Linked DNA regions of Mus musculus: region 1 is linked to region 2. Evidence: chromatin loops called from intact Hi-C (ENCODE). Cell type or tissue: heart. All regions are shown on one strand. Links, peaks and the distances in the headings refer to the core of each region. The heading gives the core; the rest is flanking DNA.

What was found. A loop is a pair of places that touch in the nucleus more often than their neighbours do. Peaks named below come from ENCODE experiments on the same cell type or tissue, not always from the same donor. Only the 100,000 strongest peaks of a DNase experiment are listed, where the experiment ranks them.
Region 1: a loop joins it to region 2, with 3.0 times the contacts of the local background. A loop is called at or near these places in 7 of 42 quality-filtered maps.

What each region holds. Positions count from the first base shown.
Region 1 is chr7:98,537,332-98,547,396 of GRCm38, reverse strand. No RefSeq gene overlaps it. Among named protein-coding and RNA genes, the nearest start is that of Gm23040, 35 kb to the right of the region's middle. In heart, for the core only: no CTCF peak of the experiment used is centred there; DNase peaks (open chromatin) are centred at 2,556, 4,416, 9,246, 9,336 and 1 weaker place; H3K27ac peaks cover 1,781 bases.
Region 2 is chr7:98,485,632-98,495,696 of GRCm38, reverse strand. It overlaps Lrrc32 (leucine rich repeat containing 32), which reads right to left and starts at 5,706. Exons shown (of 3, transcript NM_001113379.2): 1 at 5,600-5,706; 2 at 1,389-1,483. The coding sequence starts at 1,475. It overlaps Gm38588 (a long non-coding RNA gene), which reads right to left. Exons shown (of 3, transcript XR_869808.1): 3 at 9,476-9,488. In heart, for the core only: a CTCF peak has its summit at 5,698 (motif pointing right); DNase peaks (open chromatin) are centred at 2,176, 3,696, 5,726, 6,346 and 7 weaker places; H3K4me3 peaks cover 1,665 bases; H3K27ac peaks cover 3,600 bases; H3K27me3 peaks cover 1,226 bases.

The sequences.
Region 1 (10,065 bases), core at 1,396-9,395, 51 kb before region 2:
CCTGAATGCACATCGGTGAGCAGAGGCCAGAAGAGAGCACGGAGTCCCCTGGCACTGGAATTATACAGAAAGTGTGACCTGCTTTCTGGGTGCTGGGAATTGAACTCAGGTCTTCTGGAAAATCAACCCATGCTCTAAGCCACTGAGCCAACTCTGCAGCCCAGAAGATTTATTTTAAATATATATGGAAACAGGGTCTTTCTATGGAGTCCTGGGTTGTCTCAGACTGACAATAATTCACCTGCCTTTGCCTCCCAGGTGCTGGGATTAAAAGCATCTGTGTATGTGTGTGTGTGGGTGGGGGGGGGGTATGTGATCTCAGAAGAGGACAGCAGAACCCCTGGAGCTGGAGTTACAGTAGACAGCTACAAGCCATCCAACATGGCTGTTAGGATCCCAGATTGGGAACAGTGGGTGCGCCTAACAGCTGAGCCAGCTCTCTAGTCCCCTATAGGCTGTTTTGAAATCTGGAAGAGTTTTAGTGTGTTTTGAATGAATTTCTCAGAACTATTTAAAATTACTATGCCTTCTGATAAGTGTCTAGTATCAACTGCGTGACTTCAGCTGAATAAAACAATTTTTTTTAAATGTTAACTTGCTATCTTTATTTTTGAGAAGTATGATTTACATTGCTTGCATTTCCTTTGCTCATCATTAAAAAGCCACACCAGGAGTTTCCACCTCAATTCCTATTCAAGCATGGAATATTCCACTCCTTACCTAGGTATACCCTGCTGTCTACCATAGTCAACTCTGCTTCCTGGGATGTCCAAAGTACGTGATTTCACAGGCTTCCCAAGTTTTTCTCCTTTGCTTAAAGCCATGTTCAAGAGAAACATATTGGATTATATTTGCTACTCACAGAGTGGGAATCATGGCAATTTGACATTCTTCTTTTTTTATTATATATTTTTTTATTACGTATTTTCCTCAATTACATTTCCAATGCTATCCTAAAAGTCCCCCATCCCCTCCCCCCCCATCCCCTACCCACCCATTCCCACTTTTTGGCCCTGGCGTTCTCCTGTACTGGGGCATATACAAATTGCGTGTCCAATGGGCCTCTCTTTCCAGTGATGGCTTACTAGGCCATCTTTTGATACATATGCAGCTAGAGTCAAGAGCTCCGGGGTACTGGTTAGTTCATAATGTTGTTCCACCTACAGGGTTGCAGATCTCTTTAGCTCCTTAGTTACTTTCTCTAGCTCCTCCATTGGGGGCCCTGTGATCCATCCAATAGCTGACTGTGAGCATCCACTTATGTGTTTGCTAGGCCCCGGCCTAGTCTCACAAGAGACAGCTATATCAGGGTCCTTTCAGCAAACACTTGCTAGTGTATGCAATGGTGTCATCGTTTGGAGGCTAATTATGGGATGGATCCCTGGATATGGCAGTCTCTAGATGGTCCATCCTTTTGTCGCAGCTCCAAACTTTGTCTCTGTAACTCCTTCCATGGGTGATTGCTTCCATTTCTAAGAAGGGGCAAAGTGTCCACACTTTGGTCTTCGTTCTTCTTCAGTTTCATGTGTTTTACAAATTGTCTCTTATATCTCGGGTACACTAAGTTTCTGGGCTAATATCCACTTATCAGTGAGTACATATCATGTGAGTTCTTTTGTGATTGTGTTACCTCACTCAGGATGATGCCCTCCAGGTCCAACCATTTGCCTAGGAATTTCATAAATTACCTACGCCCAGAGTTGAAAATCATGCCCGTGAACACATGTCTCCTAACACTATGGCTCTTGGAAATGTATCTTTTTTTCCAAGTGTAATAGCATTAAACTGGGCATTAAGACATGTGTGGTAGGGCACATTGTCACCCCAGCACACAGCAACAACAGGAGGGTGGAAAGTTCAAGACCAACCTGGGCTTCCCTTACCCAACAAAGAAGAAAAAGAGGGTGCGAGTGGTAGGCTGGGCCCCTGGTTCTGCAGCAGATCTGAGGTAGACTTCGCATTCCAAATCTTTGAAGAGATGCCTGCAAGGAACTGAAGATGGCCTAATGAGGCAGCTAGGAGCACTTTTGGAGGCAGAGGTTGAGCCCAGAACAGAGGAGGAAGATGGCCCAGGTAGAGAGGCCGGCTTGGGCTGAACCTTAGGACCACAGAAGATAGATGGGATTTAGGAAGCCAAAAATCCTGAAGGACCTGGGAGATCATTGGATGAAGACTGGACCAGGAGGCTCAGGACCTGCTCCAGTCAGCTCAGGAGGGCCTGAGTTAGCCACACTGTAGCCCTTGACAGAAAGAAAACCCTGAGGGAGGCTCTGAGGCAAGTCCTGGGGCCAGAGAGACACTGCTTCCCAGGCTGAAGAGAGGGAGCTGACTGGGGAGACAGGAAACACCTCTGGGCACGCTATGGCCGTACAGTGGGGAGACTAGGGCCACAGAAGAGGTGATTATCTACCTCAGAGCAAACTGGAATGTGGCAGCCGGATGGGATGGGTGTGGCCCTTCCTCCAGGGTTTGAGACAATCCCACAAGGAGCCCTGGAAGGTCCCTTGGCTCTCTCTCTGGTGTAGGGATGGGAGCATCCAAGGGGACCTGCTTCAAGAGGAAGGTTGTTGGCAGGGCTGAGTACAGGCCGTGTTGGTGCAGCCTCTCACTGATGGCCTGTGAAGGGTGGGGCGTGGTGTCTTGGTGGCTGTTCAGAACAGCTTCTGAAGTTCTGAACCTGATTCTGAGGGCTTGGGGAGAACATGGGAGGTGCCCATACTGTTCCTGGCATTGCTCCAACTTGGTGGCCATATCCTGTCTGTGATCGGGATGCCCTAGATAAGGAGGAGCAGGTGGTTTAGGGCATTTCATTTAAACCTATGTCTTTAGGGCCAAAGATATGGGAGGGAGGGAGGGAGGGAGGGAGGGAGGGAGGGAGGGAGGGAGGGAGGAGGGAGAGGAGGAGGAGGAGAAGGAGGAGGGAGGGGGAGAGAGAGAGAGAGAGAGAGAGAGAGAGAGAGAGAGAGAGAGAGACCACTTGCTCAATGGCTTGCCTGCTTTTTCCTCAGCATTAAAATGCACATAACTGCCTCCTCCTCCTGACAAACGCTCCCCTCAGCCCAGCTGAGCCAGGGAAAACTGCCCCAGAGGGCTCCCTGTGAGCAACTGGTGAGGGGTGTCAGAAACCTCAGGTCTGCAGGTTGCTCTAGCAACAGGCTGTGTTGTGATACTTCAAAGACCCAAGGGTCTGTTAGTCAGAGGCGTGCAGGAAGGGGTCATCACGTCTCCTCTGCCCCTGGAAGGCTTGGCAGGCTGGCCATGTCTGGGAGTGGTCCAGAGACAGTCATTGTCTGGCTGCACAAGAATGAGCCTGGCCTAGAAGTATTCCCTGTCGTGTCTTTAGCCTGCTAATACATGTGACAAGGACATCAGGCAAGCCGTACCTTACCTTTCACAGGGCAAAAGGGTCCCGACCTCCCAGTAAAAGAAGACTTAAGGGGTGGTGCCAGCACGACCTGGACGCAGCCCTGCCAACAAGCCTCCGCTGTGAAGCAGACCTCCTTGGGAAGTTCCCATCGTTATACCAGAGCCGGAAGCCTTCTACCCAGGGCTCCTTATGGAGGATAATTCAAAGACTGGAGGAAAGGCCATACCTTCCCATCTGGCGGCCATACCTAGTGTACTCTGAGACAGACACAGGCGCCCCTTCCTGGGCCCTAGTCTCCCCACTGTATGTCCTAGTCTCTCAGGAGACACACCTCTACCTTCCCAGACAGAGCCCCTCTTGTTCCCATAAACCTCCACTAAATCTCTTCCCACTGAGCCTTGTGACTCCCTTGCATGTCACTGTCCCATCTTAGCATACATTGTCCTTCCTGCTGCGAATGGTCTCTCCCATTGGCCAGCCTGTCAACTGCTACTAACCTGGCTTCAGTGTCCCCTGTTACTGCTGTTTCAGGACCTGGGAATCAAGGCAGAAGAGGCCTTGCCCAACCCAGCCCTTTTGAACTGTCAAGACAGGAAACCTGGGACCATCAAGATCTCTCAGTAGGGAAAGGAATACACTTGCCTTCAAGTCTCACTGTCTGAGTTTGATTCTGGGACCCAAGTTGAGTGAGAAAAAAAATCCAATTCCTGAAAGTTGTCCTCTGATTCGGCACCCCCCCCCCCCACTACATCCCACATACAAATACATAAATATTAGATAAACAAATATAACCTTAAATAAAGGCTCACAGAGTTGATACCTCTAGGCAGTGGTCCCCTCCCTAAGTGTCCCCTTAACACACTGGACTGCTGTCCCCTTCTCTGCTAACTGCCCCCACCCACAGTTGAAGATGCTGTCTCAGAATGACCAGCCCACACAGCCTCAGGGGAGTCACTTCCCTGCCTGTGTTTCAGTTTCCTCCACGTAGAGGAAGAGTGACTAGTGACCTCACAGGGAGACGGATTACGGCAGAACTGGCTCCCAATGCTTTGGAACACATTTAAGGAATTGTTATTTTTATTACTATTGTGGGCGTCTCTTGGGGCTTTTTTTGGCTGTTTGATGAATAATCCCAGCTGTGGGTCACACCCACTCCAATCACCCCTCCTGTGGGGTAGAGAGACTGGGGCTAGGGGGAACTACGCCATCGGAGAACCTGTCTCTCATGAATGTCAGGAAACACAGTTCAAGAGCAGAGCTGACAGTCTCCTGGCCCACCCTGTCCCACAGGAGGGCCCAGAATAGATCCAGAATCTTTTCCAGGAAAGGCAGAGCGATGGATCAGAGCATCACTTCTAGTTACCTTGCCGCTTGAAGTGACACGGAGCAAGCAGGTTTCCAAGTTGTGAATTATCCTGTAGTTGGCCTGGTCTTCCAGGACTCATATGTCTGTCCCAAATCAAACTGCCATGTGTGGCCCTCTGGTTCTCTTCAAGCTGTTCCCTCTATCTGGGTCATCATCCCCATTCTTTCTGGCTCAGTTCCTGCCTCCAGGAGTGTTCCCAGGGGCCTGCTGGAAGGGCCTTGCTCAGCACCTTGCAGACATTCTAAAGACCTAGGACAGTGGAGAGACGACTCATCAGGTAAAAGGTCTTACCATGTAAGCCAATGACCTGAGTTAGATTCTCTACATCCTGTGGTGGAAGAATAGACCCTCATTGTCTTCTGTTTGTCAGGTGAGGAAACTCAGGCTCAACAAGGGTTGGTTTTTTTGCCCTGATAAGTTGCAGAGCCTAGGACTGAGAACAAGACAAGAAGCCTTTGTCCATCAAACATCATCCCGCCTCTGTTCGTTCTTTTAGACAAATCAAATTCATGTCCTCAAGTGGAGGCCATCTCAGCCAAGTCCTATGTCAACCAGCTGCCCCAGTGTGCCATGCCACAGGCCAGCTCTGCTCTGCCCACCGTCCGTGTTATTAATTGGCCCCCTCTTTGGTAGGAACGTGTTTTGCAATACCGATGAGCTTAGCAAACTCTAAGACCTGGGGGGGGTGGGAAAGGCTCAACCGTCAGCACCCCAGTACCAAGGACAGTCAGGCTATGTGTTTGTGTGTTGGCACCAGGTTGGCAGACTAAAGTTAAAGGCTTTGCATTCCCTCCCCCTCTCAACAGCTCAGCGGCGTGGACACTATTGTTTTATGTCACTGGTTGAAGAAACTGAGACCAATACAGGTTGTTGATGACCCGGGCAGACCTGCCTAACTCCAAAGTTCACATTCTTGAGATTGCTGTTCAAACACTTGGAACACTCCACTCTCAGGCTGCCCCTACCTGTAGCCGGGCACCCAGCAACTTGCCTGGGACACCTTTCTGGCCTTTCTCTCTTTAGGGGCTACTGGACATGGCTGACTGTCAGCACTTCTTGAGTTGGTCTCCCTGGTCTCTTGGATTTAAGTGATGCACTGATATTCTGTTGCTGGAGTTAGGTTTAGGGTAAGAGGCTGGGCGTGAGGTCTAGTCTTTTCTCTGCCATCATTTTCTAGGCTATGACCTTGGATCACCCATTCACCCATTGGCCTCCCACAGATTATCTGCCTGGTAGAATGATGGTGTCTCAGTGACGTGGGCAGATGCTTAGCAGATGGGTGGGCAAACAGAACTCTGAGCCTAGTGGTCAGAGTGTCTTGATGTGAGTCGGGGGCTAAGGATGAAGGGCTTGAGAACAGAGGGGCTCTTCTGTTTGTGGGGAGCAGAGGTTTTAGGGCACTCTGCCTCCTTCCTTCCCTGTGGGAGGATGTTTACCCCCTTAGACTGTACCACTCTACCTCCCACAAGCCTCAAGACACAAGCATTTGGCTTGAATTAAGAGCCTCAGATGTCAGCTGCCTCTGAATCATGGGCTGCTGAGGGTGAGGGAGCATTGGTGGTTTGCACACAGTCCAGCAGACTCTGGGAAAGGGGTACTCATGGAGAAAGGATGCTAGACATGCCGTGCATCTCCCACAGCAGCTCCCCTTATCTGCCTTTCAAAGTGAGTTCTTAATTTAAGAGTTCTGCATCCAAGCACAGAAAAATCACCTATGACTCCAACACCCTCTCTTTATAGAGGTCCGGAGACTTCACAAGCCAGACAGTGGGAGGGTGGGATTAGAACCATCTGTGGCTCATTTCTGCATGCATGCCTTTATTCCCTCATTAATCCAGTGTGCTCCCTGTGACAGGCACAGTACTGGATAGGGAGACACAGTGGAACCCAAACACAAAAGTGTCCTTGTTCTTACCTCTTAAAGCTTATGGAATGTCATGCTTAATAATAGATCACTTCATGTGCCATATCCTTTACATGTTACCATGGCAACCCTATGAGGTAAGTAAATCGCCAATTTATAGATGAGGAAACTGAGGCACAGATAGCCTAAACACTATGCATAAGGGCCAGGCAGTTAGTAAATTGGCAGAGCTGGATCTGAACCTCCCATACCAGGCTCAGGCCTGTAACTTTGTTTGCACTTAGTATATAAATATATCTTTTAACCATGGTGTTATTGATGAGTGATCTACAAACTGTAAATATATAGTATAGCCCATCATCTGTGTTAGTTTGTATATATATGTAGTCATGCCCATTCTACTTTCTGTATAGTATAAGTACTGGGAACCCAGACATGATGAGGTCAGGGTATGGAGGATGTGGGCCATGGTTCCTACAGAAATAATGCTTGGGTTAAAATTGGAAGGACATTTGTGGGCAGTTGATTTTCAGCAAAGTCACCAATCTCACCCCATAGACTTTCCAACATGGGTGCTGCTGCCTCTGGATACATGGTAAGAATGAAGTCAATCTCCCACCTCACACCAGTACAAAAATTAACTCCAAATGTATCAAAGTCTGTAGGAATTGACATTGTAAGACTCTTAGGAGAACACATTGTCTCAAGCCCTTGTGGCCTTTGTATGGTTTCTTAAACATGGTAGCAACAGTGCATGTAACAAAAGGAAAGTTAGATACGTTGGAGATCATCCAATGAAAATCTTTTGTTCTTCAAATGAAGCCATCAAAAGAGGAAAGCAAGAACACACAGAATGAAAACAATTTTGTAAATCATGTGCCCAATAGGAGATGTCACTATAATACATAAAGAACTCTTGCAGAACCCACTTAAGATCTGAGAAGCTATATCTCTAAAGATTGCATGACTGGCTAGGAAGGCCCTGGAAAGATGACATCACTAGCCAGCAGACAAACACAACTCAAACCACAGCCACCCTAGTCACACCGGCTACAAGGGCCATAATTTTAAAACAAAGTGTTGATACAAAAGTGTAGCTGTTGCCAGGCAGTGGTGGTGCACGCCTTTAATCCCAGCAGTTGGGAGGCAGAAGCAGGTGGATTTCTGAGTTTGAGGCAAGCCTGGTCTACAGAGTGAGTTCCAGGACAGCCAGGGCTATACCGAGAAACCCTGTAAAACAAACAAACAAACAAACAAACAAACACACACACACACACATACCCAAAACAAACAAACAAAGAGCCCAAAGACAAAAACAAACAAACAAACAAACAAACCCAAAGTGTAGCTGTTGGAGCCCCAATTTACTACTGGGCAATGTGGTGCAGCCTCTGTGGTAGGGTCTGGTAGTTCCTCAAAGGATTATTATACATAATGATCAGATGACCCCACAATTTCATTTCTTGGAATTTTCCCAAGAGAAATGAAAACATATGCCCACACAAAAACTTGTCAATATGAACGTTCATCAGTATTTTCGCAATACTTAGGATGTGGAAACGACTCAGAAGCCTACCCACTGGTGGCCGGATTACACGTGTGGTATCAGGCCTGAATCCTTGTTCGTACCTAGTATATAAATGTGTCTTTTAACCATGACTTGGCTGTGAGTGAACAGAATATTATTTGGCCAGGAATAGAGTGAAGGACTGAAGTACAATGTGGATGAACCTTGAGAACAGGAACGTAAAAGAAGCACTAAGTGACAGGAGCCAGTCACATAAGGCCACATGCTGAGATTCTATTCATATGACCTGTCCAGAATAGACAAACCCGTAAGGACAGAGATAGTGGCTGCCCTAGTCAGAGAGAGGCTGCTGATGAGTCCAAAGCCTTAGAGAGACCGTAATGTAATATCCTGAAACTGGTGTTGGTGACAATTACTCAATTGTGAAGGAACAAAAATCTTGAATTGCATACTTTTAATAGATAAGAGTTATAAATTAAAAAATGGTTATTTTAAAAAGCTAAATGGGAGGCTGGAGAGATGGCTCAGAGTTTAAGAGCACTGACTGCTCTTCCTGAGGTGTCCTGAGTTCAATTACCAGCAACCACATGGTGGCTCACAACCACCTGTAATGGAATCTGTTTCCTTCTTGGTGTGTCTGAAGAGAGCGGCAGTGTACTCACATTCGTGAAATAAATAAAAACATCTTTAAAAAAGAAAAAGTGGATGGATTTAGAAATGTTAACTATGGGTCTGGGAGAGGTCGGGGTTTGGCACATGCCTTCTCAATGGACGGTTCTATTATATAAAAGCCCTGGGATGGGGAGCCTGGTGTATCTAAGGGAGCAGAGGAGACCACATGACAGGAGCTTGAGGAACAAAAGAGAAAAGAAGGGAGAAAAGAGGCCCCGAGCTGGCAGCAGTCCAGAAATGTCAGCAGGGGGACATGGCGCCCATGCTTGCTTGGGTTGTCCAGTTACCTCCCTTCTTCATTTCACCCTGGGACAGGACGCAGGGTACAGAAGGAATTCAGGTCGTTTGCCAGCAGTGCCTGTAAGCACCAGACCTGACCTTGGCATGTGACATGGGCATATGAGCCTCTCCCTGGGCTCTATCTGCATTCTCAAATGTTTTTCCCCTCCTCCCTTCATCACTGAGCCCCTGTGAGAAGGGACCATAGGATGGTGCCCAGTGTGCTGTAAAGAAGGTTAAAAGGTCACAGTGCATCTGCCCAGCTGCCTTCCTCCTGCATTCCAGTTCAGCCAGAGCAGGGGGGCTTTGATGTACCGTGATCTGCTCCCGAAACTGAAGGGACTTTAAGACCTCCCGTGCCAACATTCAGGCAACTGTCAGAGATATCAAGGAGTGGGAGATCTGGGAGCCCCAGAACTGGTCCATATCCCCAGGGCCTTACTGATTGGATGGAGGGCAGAAGCTGGGTCTTGGCAACTGGAGTCTGTTCATTTGTTCAAAGAACAAACATTGAGGCCTCCGTGCAAGCTGAGAGTTCATTCGGCTTAATACCAGCTGTGGATTAGCAGAGGCTGCTGACGCTAGGGGCGGGCGGGGAGGGGAAGGGAAGGCCTGAGGTCCATTAGGACTGAAGGAAGCCAAGTCAGCAAGTCAGAGAGAGAAAGGAAGGGGGCCTTCGGATTTGGCTTCCACACTGTGCACACATAACAGAACACAAAGCAGAGTCCGGCGAAGCTCAGACCCTTGGCCATTATAGGTACAGAGCAGCCTATAGCTGCAGTGTGGTGGCTGTGAGGTGTTTGTCCTTCTGTGTTTTTGACACTGGGCATCTTTTCCAAGTTCTACTCTGTCCAAGTCACCCCAGCCAACAATTTGCTGGAAGGGGCCAGTCACCTTCTATCCACTCTAACCACTGCTGTTAGGACCTGTGTGTTCATCTTCCCAAGACAGGGCTGAGCTCAGAACGAGGCCCCCATATCACCATGCTT
Region 2 (10,065 bases), core at 1,095-9,094:
TTTAGCATCCTCCTTCACTCTGCCATGTCAGTCACTGATCTGCCCTCTTCCTGAGGGGGGAAGGAACATGCTATCCAACTTCACTTCCCATCCATACACAAGAGGAGAGGTTCTGGCAGTGAACTGCACAGGGGGAACAGGGTTTGAATCCTGTCTCTGTCATTTCTGCTGTCGGAGCCCACAGGGTCACATGTCTTTTCTGCAGCTGGGTCTAGAGCTCTTTCTGACAGTTCAGAAAGTCTTCTCCTATCTCATGCTTCTCAGAGAGCCCCTGCTCCATGCCCTCTGTCTACAGGTGCCAGAGTCCTCACCATTTAAGACCTCAGTCCGCCAAGGCTGTGGGCATATGGTGATATCTGAGGTCTTTGCTCTCATTAGTCTGGGTGTGAGACTCTCAGGATGTCTCTAAGAAAGAATTAGTGGCCACAGCAGGGCACACAGACCCCAGGAAATGGCTGCTGGCATTTCTGGCCTCTTTACACAGTTAGTCCATTCTATGCCCAAGTGCAGCTGGTGGTGTGCCTGTCCTGCTTTGCAAGTATTCCTAGAGCAGCGGTTCTCAGCCTTCCTAACCCTGTAACCCTTCAATACAGTTCCTCATGCTGTGGTGACCCCTGGCCAGAAAGTTATTTCATTGTTACGTCACAACTGTAATTTTGCCATTGTTATGAATTCTAATGTAAGTATCTGATATGCAGGATATCTGAGCTAAACCCCCTTAGGGGTCGAGACCCACAGGTTGAGAACCACTAGCCTAGAGGGTTTTTCTCCCTATACCTCACAGGGTCACAATGTCTTCAGCCTGTATGGTTTCTGCCCCCTAGGAGCCCTTGGTCGGCTGGGTAAGACAGTTTTTGGCTATGGATGAAGTAGCACATATCCTCCGTCTGCTCAGCATGGAGATGGGGGAGGACACAGAGCCAGAGGAAGGAGCAACAGAAGAAATCAGCAGTCAACGGTGGGAGAGGTTTCCTGAGCAAGGTGGCCTTTGACCTGGCTGCAATGAGGGAGGAGCATTCTAGCAGGCAGTCCAAGTTCAGGGTCCCAGCCAGGGAAGGGCTATGTACCCGGGAAGAACAGTACAGCGGAGCCTTTCCAGCTTGTGTAGCCCCCAGGATGTCCCAAAAGACCAATCACTTGTAACAGGGAATAGAGGGCCAGTGGCCCCACGGTCCCTAACTGAATAACCTTGCTTAGGTCACCTGGCCTCTCCAAACTTCCCCTTCTGTAAAATAGGAACAAATGCGATTGTTAGGTAGACAGGCTTCTCAACTGTCTAGTGTATGCGCGACAAATACCGAGGCAAAGCTCTATCCTTTGCTGGCCCCACTAACCTTTGACCTGGACTGGGCTGTGGGACCCCTCACTCTGCCTGCACTGTGTCTTACCGTCCTACAGGGCACTTGCTCTCGACGCTGAGAGATAGCCAGGCCCAGGGTCAGCATGGCCAGGAGTAGCAGGATCTGGTGGCTCATGGCTCTGCCTAGGGTGGAGAGAAGAGAGCAATGTTGAGACCACGGCTCCCCCCACCGACAGCAGCACCCACTTGCCCTCCCTCGGGGATCCTGACAGAAATCGGGAGCCACGTGGGCCGTGCGCGGGCCTCAGGGGAGCTGAGAGTAGTGGTATTCTGGAACTCAAGAGGCTGAGGTAGGAGGCCAGGGATTGCAAGTTTGAAGGCGAGCTGAGTCATTGCTCAGAGGAAGCAAGACTTTTAAAGCAATGTATGACCGTCTGCTTTGCGTTTACCTAAGGCCCACCTCAGGCCATTGAAAAGGCCCAGGGGTAAAGGCTCTTGCCATTAGGCCTGAGTTTGACTCTGGGACCCACATGGTGGAAGGAGAAAGCTGGCTCCTGGACTTCAACTTCCCGCTACACATGCACACCTCCCTTCCAATAAATAAAATGCAATAAAAAAACTAAAGAGGGTCACCTGGCAGAAGACAGTTAGGAAGGGGTGCTCAGGTGACAGAGGGACCCTAGGGCAGGGCCGGATTGGGTGGGGGAGTGAACCTCTGACTCAATTTCCCTCCAGGCCCCAGGCAGGCCCCCATCCCAGGTCCTTAGCCCCAAATGGAATGTTTCATTCTCCACAAATCCTTCCTTTTGACCTTTTACTTTTGGTTGGAATTCTTAGACCTTGTCATTGTCAGGGGCTGGCCGGGTGCTGACAGGAAGCCCCACCCCAGCAGGCTGCCAGGCAGCTACTTTCACTGAAGGCTACAGCTGCCCAGGTCCAGAGCTCCATTGCAGTGTAAGCAGCCAGCACAGGGACCCATGGGGACCTCAGAGGCTCTTAGCAGGGGTGAATCCCTGTGGACTTGAGCCATGTGCTGGGGAAACACAGATCAACCTGTTAGTTAATTAATTAATTAATTAATTAATGCATTCACTTCCTCCCATACTGAATGTCACCTCACATCTAGTTCTATGCTGGGAAACAGGGAGATTACAGCCTGGACATGGCGGCGGAAGCGTGGATATGGCGGCGGCAGCGTGCTTGCGAGGAGAGACCATAGCACTCGCTCCCTCTCATCTCTGCTAGGCATCTGCTGTGTGACCTTACACAGGTGTTATCTCTCTGACGTTGTTTCCAGGGGTAAATGTCAGGTTTTGTTGAGGACAACAGACATTCTATGAAGGTGTTACAGCATATCATACCTCACCATCAAACCTGACGCTCAAGGACTCAGCTCTGTTTCCTTACACATCTTAGTTTATAGAAGGGAAAAGACAAACAGCCAAACCAAAACAACACCGAGGCTCAGAGAGGTTATAAAATACAGCTAAGACAACACAGCTACATGGTAGACTCTGTGCCCTTCGCCTCTGCACTTGAAGGTCTCCAACAGTGGGTAAGGGAATGAGAGTTGCCACTCTAAAGATGGCCTTGGGAGAGCTCTGCAGGCCTGTGCCGGCTCTTTTGACTGTCAGAACCCACTGGGGATGACTCTCAATGCCGTGGCTGCTTATCTTGCTGAAACACGCAGGGGCTAGTGTGGCCCTTTCAACTCTCCTTCCTGGCTCCCCCAGAGCCCAGCCCTGCCCCACAGTGCTCCGCTTTCACTGCAGGCTATGAATTCACAGGAAATTTTGTTCTTTTGGTTCAAATGCAGTCCCTACCTGCTTAACATCAGCATCCTCAGAGCTAAATGAAAGCCCCTGGCCTTCATCTCCAGGCTCTGAGCAGCTATCCCTTCCTGGGCCAGCCTTCATGTCCAGGCCCTGGGCAACCATCCCTCCCTCGGCCAGCTCTTGTCTCCCACCTGACTTGTCATTGTCCTCGCTCTGTCTCTGAGCCCTGAGCACATGTACGGACCTGTGCTTCCTTTGGACCTCTGGACCCCTGGCTTCCTCTGCCTCCCCTGCAGCTCAATGTCTCTTCACCCGTGGAGCTTAGATGCCCTGTCCTCTAGGAAGCTTCCTCTGGTTCTCACGGTTACCCTGTGTTCTCAGGGCTCTCACAGTTGCTGAGCATCGGACAGCTCAGTGTGGGGCACACAGCACACCCCACTGTGATTCCCTACCTCTTGAAAAGGAAGTACCCGTGGGGACCCACCTTATGACACAGGGAAGTCAGATGGCGCAGCAGCAGGCAAGTCTCCACTATGGGATACAGGTGAGGAGAGGTCCCCCTGGCCCCTCCCCGCCCTAGTCCAGCAGGTTCAAAGCCGCCCACCTTCACTGCAACAGCCAACTCCACTGTTTGCCTTCTTGCTTCCCTCTAGGACGGGACAATCTGCCCCATACATGGCACCCAGTGACGTTTCAAAATCACATGCCAGATCTTACAAATCACTTTGAAATCTCCAGTAGCGTTCAGACGTCACCCTCTCTCCCATCAGCTCCACCTACCACCTTCTTCCCCTCAGCAAACTCCTCAGTCACCTCAGTACCTTCCCTGCTGCCTGGTGGTGGGTGTGTGTGGGGGGGAGGGGGATGGGGGATGGGGAAGGACTCTGCTTGGCTGCTCCCTCCTGGTCCAGAATGTTCCTGCTCAGGCTCCTGGGTGTTCTATCCCCCCTCCCGCTCTCATTTCTCATTTGCTTCATTCCTTAAGTATATGCTCACTAAATTTCTCCCAGGGAACAAGTGGCTGAATGATGTCACAAATTCAGCTGCAATAAGGACAAGTTAGGACCTGGGGTTAAGGTAGGGATGCCCAAAGGGACCCTGTCTCTCCTTCCTCTGCACATCCAGAAGAGACAGTCCCCACAGAATTATGGTGGAAAGAAGCACCCTGCTGTGCCCCATCTGCAGCAGTGAGAACTCAGCCCCCCAGGGACAACCAGAGGCATTCAAACCCAGGGCTCACTGTCAAGCCCCACCACTGGCTAGTGTGGTCCTCAGGGCAAATTCTTTATCTCTCCTTGCCTAGGTGATTCATCTGCAGGACACACCAGTTCCCATTCCAACACTGGCTATCCTTGCTTAGCATGGATCAGGTGGAGCATGACCAGGAAAGTACTGGGACCCTTCCATGTCCTTCCCTGATGGTTCAGATACCAACGATGCTGAGGATAGAGGTCCTGGCTCTGCAGGCAGGTAGCTGGATTCTGATTGGAGAGGTGTCAAAGAATATCTCTGTATGTGCTTGTATGTGTGTGTGCACATGCACGCGTGCTCGCGCGTGCATGACAGAGGGGGACAGACAGATAGTGGAGTCAAACCTATAATAAAAATAAGACTGCCCCTACTATGCAAGGAGGTTACAATTTTTCTAAGCCCTAGGTTGACTGCAGGTCTTTTAACTCTCACAACCACCAAGTGAGGTGATTACTATAATTCCCATTTACAGACTGGAGGACCGAGGCTTGGGAAGGCAAAGTGCCTGATCCTTAGCCCCTAGGTGTGCTGCAACTGGGACTCAGCCAGATCTATAGTCCCTTAGTGCTGGGTGGTCTCCACTAGTGCAGACCCCACGGGCACCCTGTGGATCTCTCTCCCAGACCACGAGATTCAGAGAAATGACTTACCCTAAGGCACTTGTACAGTAAATCGAAGAGTCGGTATCAGAATCCAGCCCCTGTGCCTCCAAAGCAACTGCCAAGACTTCCTTCCTAAGTTACTCAGGAGCCTACAGCCCCAGGCCCAGGAGTATACTGAGCGGTAGGGCTCTCAGTCTGTTATGACTACTGTCAAAGGGGGCCTGGGAGAGCAGCTTCAAGGCTCACAGTGCAGTGAATCACTCACTAGGGGCAGCCCGTTCTAGAGACATCCTACATCTCAGGGGAATCAGACCTTAACCCAAAGGAATGTGCTTGTGATGTGAAATGTCAGGGTGGAGGTGGGGTAGGGGGGTCCCTCCTATCTATCACACATAAAGAAGTCTCCCCAAAGAGTTCTGGGTATCCCCTCCAGATAATAGTGGTAGTGTGGAAAGCCCATGTCTGCCTGGGGCAGACCTGAATTCAAATCCTAATCTGCTTGCTTGGCTGTGTGCTCCTAGGCACACCCAGAGCTTCCTGCCTCGATTTTCCCAGCTGTCAAATGGGAACGCCTATCTGAGCCCTTCCTTAGGTAGATCTGCTAACACCCGGGTGCCGAGGGAGGGTCCGGCCCTAGCTCTCTAGGCACCGCCGCCGACCGCCGCCCCTACCTGGCTCAGCGCCGCCGCCGCCGCCTGACTCCTCCGCGCATCGTTCGCGCAACCCCGGGGGTCTGGCCCGCCGAGGCCGGACCGCTGCAGCGCCGCTCCAGCCGGCCGGGAGGGGGCGGCGCCCGCCTTTTAAATAGCACCGGCCGCCCGGCCACGCCCCCTGGGACTCTGAGCCGCGGGGTCCTAACACCGCCCTGCCAGCCGTGCGGACCTAGGAACCGAGCATCGCCTCTGCTCTGGAATCGCCCGGACCCAGCTAGGGCGGCGCTTGAAACCGAAAAACGACTGGAGGGAGAAGGATCACAAAAGAAGCTAGGCCGAGGCAGCCGCACGTGCAGCCGTGGGCCCGCGAGGTCTTGGGTGCAGGGAGCCGCAGGTCCGCGGAGGAAATCCTGGCGCCACCGCACCAAGGCAGGGGGCCACCCAGAGGTGACTGGCAACCACCGGCACGGAAGGAAGTGACCCTTCTTTGGCCCTGGGATGGCCCTGAGGGGGTCCCATCCACCCCCCCCCCCCCCCAGCTATCCTGCCTTTAAGTCATCTCCAAGCCTGTCAGTGTCCCCTGCTTACTGATAGAGAAGCTGAGGCTAGGAGTGGGATGAGGGAAAAGCCAGCTGGTTGAGACTTGTCAGGTCCCCACGGACATTTGGGGGACCTGAGGCTCTGATAGGTTAAACTGCATAATGACAGTCTCATAACTTACCCAAAGCCGCTGCCTTTACAAGGTACTTAGCCTCCTCAGACACTGGCACCGTGCCCTGCTGGGTCTAGACTGAAAGATGGGTGAAGAGTGTTGCTGCCGTCCTCCAGTCTCTAGTTCTGTATTCATAATGTTCTCCCTGGTGGTCACAGCGCCTAGAGGAGGGCCATCCACCCTATCTTAACAGCACCAAGCGGGGTGAGCCAGAGTAGGGCTGGGCTCTGAGCTGGGCCTTTCCTCCCATCTAGTCCACAGTGGTTGGATGGACCCATGCGGTGCGAACAACCCAGAGAGGACAGTCCCTGACAACTCCAGTCTAGAGCCCTGACCTAACCTAAGGTCAGGGAAAGGTTCACCAAGGAGGCATCCTCTGATGCTATAAGGAGTCAGAGCAGCAGAGTAGCCCAGCTTCCTGCCCCCACCCACCCTCGGGAGCTCTCAGGGTTGTGGCTCTCCCACCTCAGCCCTTGTGTGTACTATCTAGTCAGACTGAACTTCAGTTCCCCTCTCTGCCAAGTGTAGAATGGCAAGAGCCGCTCTTTTGGATGAAGTCGATGTAGGCCTGGGCCTGCACCCGATGGGTGTTAGAGACCGTTCCTCATCTGCTGCTTTAGGAGGACACCTTTTCCAGGTTGGAGTCCATGGGGTCATGTATCAATCGAGGAAGGGGCTTTGTGACTACTCTGTAGCGAGGGCAGAGCATGAACAAAGACTCAGGTAGGCTGGGGCTCTCCCTACCTGCTTCCCCATGATGGCCTGATGCTCTCTCACACCGTCAGAGTTGCCCTAGAACTTGGCTCAAGGTGGGGGCAGGGCAGGGCTGGTGCCATCACTACAGGATGAGCGGCCTGCTTCCCTTGTGCCCCCAGGGGCTGCGGTTGTGGTTAGGAAGCACATGGGGTTCTGTGCCCGGATGGGGCTCCCCAAGAGATAGGAGATAGAGGGGCAACCAAGCATGTCCTCCCCCAACTACAGAGGTCTCTTGGGACTGAGGACCAGGCGGAACTCTTTAGCCCCCACCCCCTACATCTCTGCTCTTGAACTGTCATGCTGTGTGACTTGGGGAAGGTTGCTTGACTTTTCTGACCTCCACTTGTTTCTGTAGAGCGAGACAAATGGTAAATCTACAGTTCCTCTGGCTGGGGAGACCACATAAGACAGACTGGGTTGAGAACCCAGTGAGGAGCCTGTCTCTCTTCCGCAGGCCCTGGGAAGCTGGGAAATAAAATTGTCCAGCATCCTCTCTTGTGGGCAGATGTGAGGCTGAGGAAGTAGAGCAAGGAGGGTGGCTGATCCAGAAGTGTAAAAGTACCCTCACCCCCTCCAGGAGGCAGAGCTCGAGTCTGCAGGGAGTGATGGATGTCAGAATCCAAGCAGGGTCTCATTTACAAGGCAGCCACGGACAGCACATTTTTCTAGGACCCACGGAGGGCATCTTTCCATCAGTTTCCTGCCACTGATGCTTCCATCTGCCAGAAACTGGATGTCTTCAACACAGTCCTCAGGTGACAGGTCAGACAGGGGACACAACTTTTCCTGGGTCCTTACTGGTTCCACCCTGACAGAGTGGCTCTCAGACACTCAGTCTTTCTCAAGACTCCCTGGGGGAATTTTGCTGAGGCAGGATAACCCTTGAGGCATAGGAGCTAGTGACCCAGAAGGCCAATGGTGCACAGATCCACTGTGACTCGGAGCATGCTGCTAAAACTCTGTGAGCGTCCTGTCCTTGCTGAACTGTGGATCGGAATGAGAAGGATCCGATCCCTAATTTAGTCTCCATCGCCCTTTGCCGGACCCCTGTTCTGGCTCAGTCCTTTTTATTTGATATACCAGAGTAAAGATGGCCACACACAGCTCTCCATTAGCTTCTATCCTCATCGACTGGAAAACAAGACTCAGAGAGTTCAAGTGACTGTCTCAAATCACACCACTTGGGAGTCAGGAACTAAGCACAGGTTTCCATCCTACACCAGAATCTAGTGCTCAGTTATGGCTATCTTCATTCTGTGACCCTGCTGACTACTGATGCAGGCTCCTGGGAGCCAGGGAGTTCCCCCACTAGATGCTAATAGGGCCCTAACTGCTGGGCCAGAACCCTGGCTTCCCCGGCTCTTCCCCGTTCATCTTCCCTTATACAAAGAGGGTGCTGACCATACCTGTTAAGGATCACGGCTCTGACCTTGTCTCTTGAAGGGACAATAAGAAAGTACAATTCATGTGTCTAGGTGTCAGACATATTAGAGAAAAGAATTTGAAGCCGAAAGCCAATACTGGGCCCAGGGAGACAAGCCCACATAGAAACTAGGTGTGTAATTTGCACTGGGGAATGAATGGCTTTAGTGCAGGGAAGAGAGTTGTGGAATGGGGTAGGGTGGATGCTTTTCTGGAGATCTCCCCTTGGCTGGTCATCATGGCCCCTTTCAGGGACAGGCTCGGAGATTCTGGCCTTATCCATACAATGGGTAGGGCAGGTCATCTTGAAGTCAGCAGGTCTATTGAGCCTGGGTGACCCCCAGAGGGCTGGTTTTCTGTTCTTAGTGGAACATGTGATTGTCAGAGTCATCCATGCAGGGGTAGCAGGTGTCGCTGAGGCCCAGTTTCCCCCAACTCTCCTCCCCCATCACACAGGGGCCTCCAGGCTCTGTGTACCAGCAGCGCACCAGCAGCAAGCATCTCCCAGCAGTGAGCACTTTGACTGATCCCCCTACAGGCTCCCCAGGCCCCCAGGGAGTGGCAAGGTGCCAAGTGAGAACTTTTAAGACAAACACGAAGCTCCAAGCATCTTCATAGCGTGTCTGTGCTGAGCCATAGACCGTGAAACCACAATACTGCAGCCGGGGACTGCTGGGAACTGGGGGGTGACCCAGCTCACAGGCTTCCCGGTTAACCATTTGAAGGTCAGATCCCATGGGGCTCTATCATGAGGGTAGTATGTCATGGCCTTATCCATGGTCTCTGAGGTGGTACTGGAGTTGGCAGTTATGGGATCTGGGCTTCACGTAGAGGACAGGTTCCTGCCAGGGACCCTCAGCTCAGCATCCTCACTGTGGTCTCAGATCATCTTCATCTTCAGTAGAATGGAGCACAGCTTCAGAGGTGGTGAGGGGCTGACGGGACCAGGGAGGGAGAATGGTGCAGGGCTGGATCATCTGGTCGGTGGTGTCATCTTCCTCTGGGAAAGCCAGAGTTCTGGGGATGGCAGGAAGATGGTGAGAGCGTGGGGGAAGGACCTGGGAGGCCTGGTTTGAGGAGAACTGTAACACAGAGACCTTGCCCCGTAGGCTCCATGCACCCCACGCTCTCACAATGGCCACCCTGTCCTGGCAGTTCCCTGAGGCCCTTTCCTAAGGTGAAGACTAGATGCCAGGTTCCTGCCTGGGCTGAGTTTGCAGTGGGCATGAGGTTCCATCTTCCTCAAAGGGCTAGAAGTCCCACATTTGGCAGAGCCTCTGGAATCTGGCTTCCACAAGTCAGACTGATCCCCACGGCTAGGGGTCACCTTCCCACACTTCAGAGGATGCCATCTGCCTGCTCTCCTAGAATCAGTAAGGTGAGAACACAGCCTGTGGTCACATGGGGAGAGTCCAGTTCTCTCGGCCCCACTCACTGTCTTCAACATGCTCCACATTGGATGTGAAGCTCCTGGCTTCACACAGCAACCTCTTCAGAGGAGACAGAGTCCTGCTCCCACACTTCCTAAAAATGAGAGTTCTTTAGTCTGGTTAAAAAAAGATAGCAGCCTCCCAAGGGAGGCTGACTCAGCGGG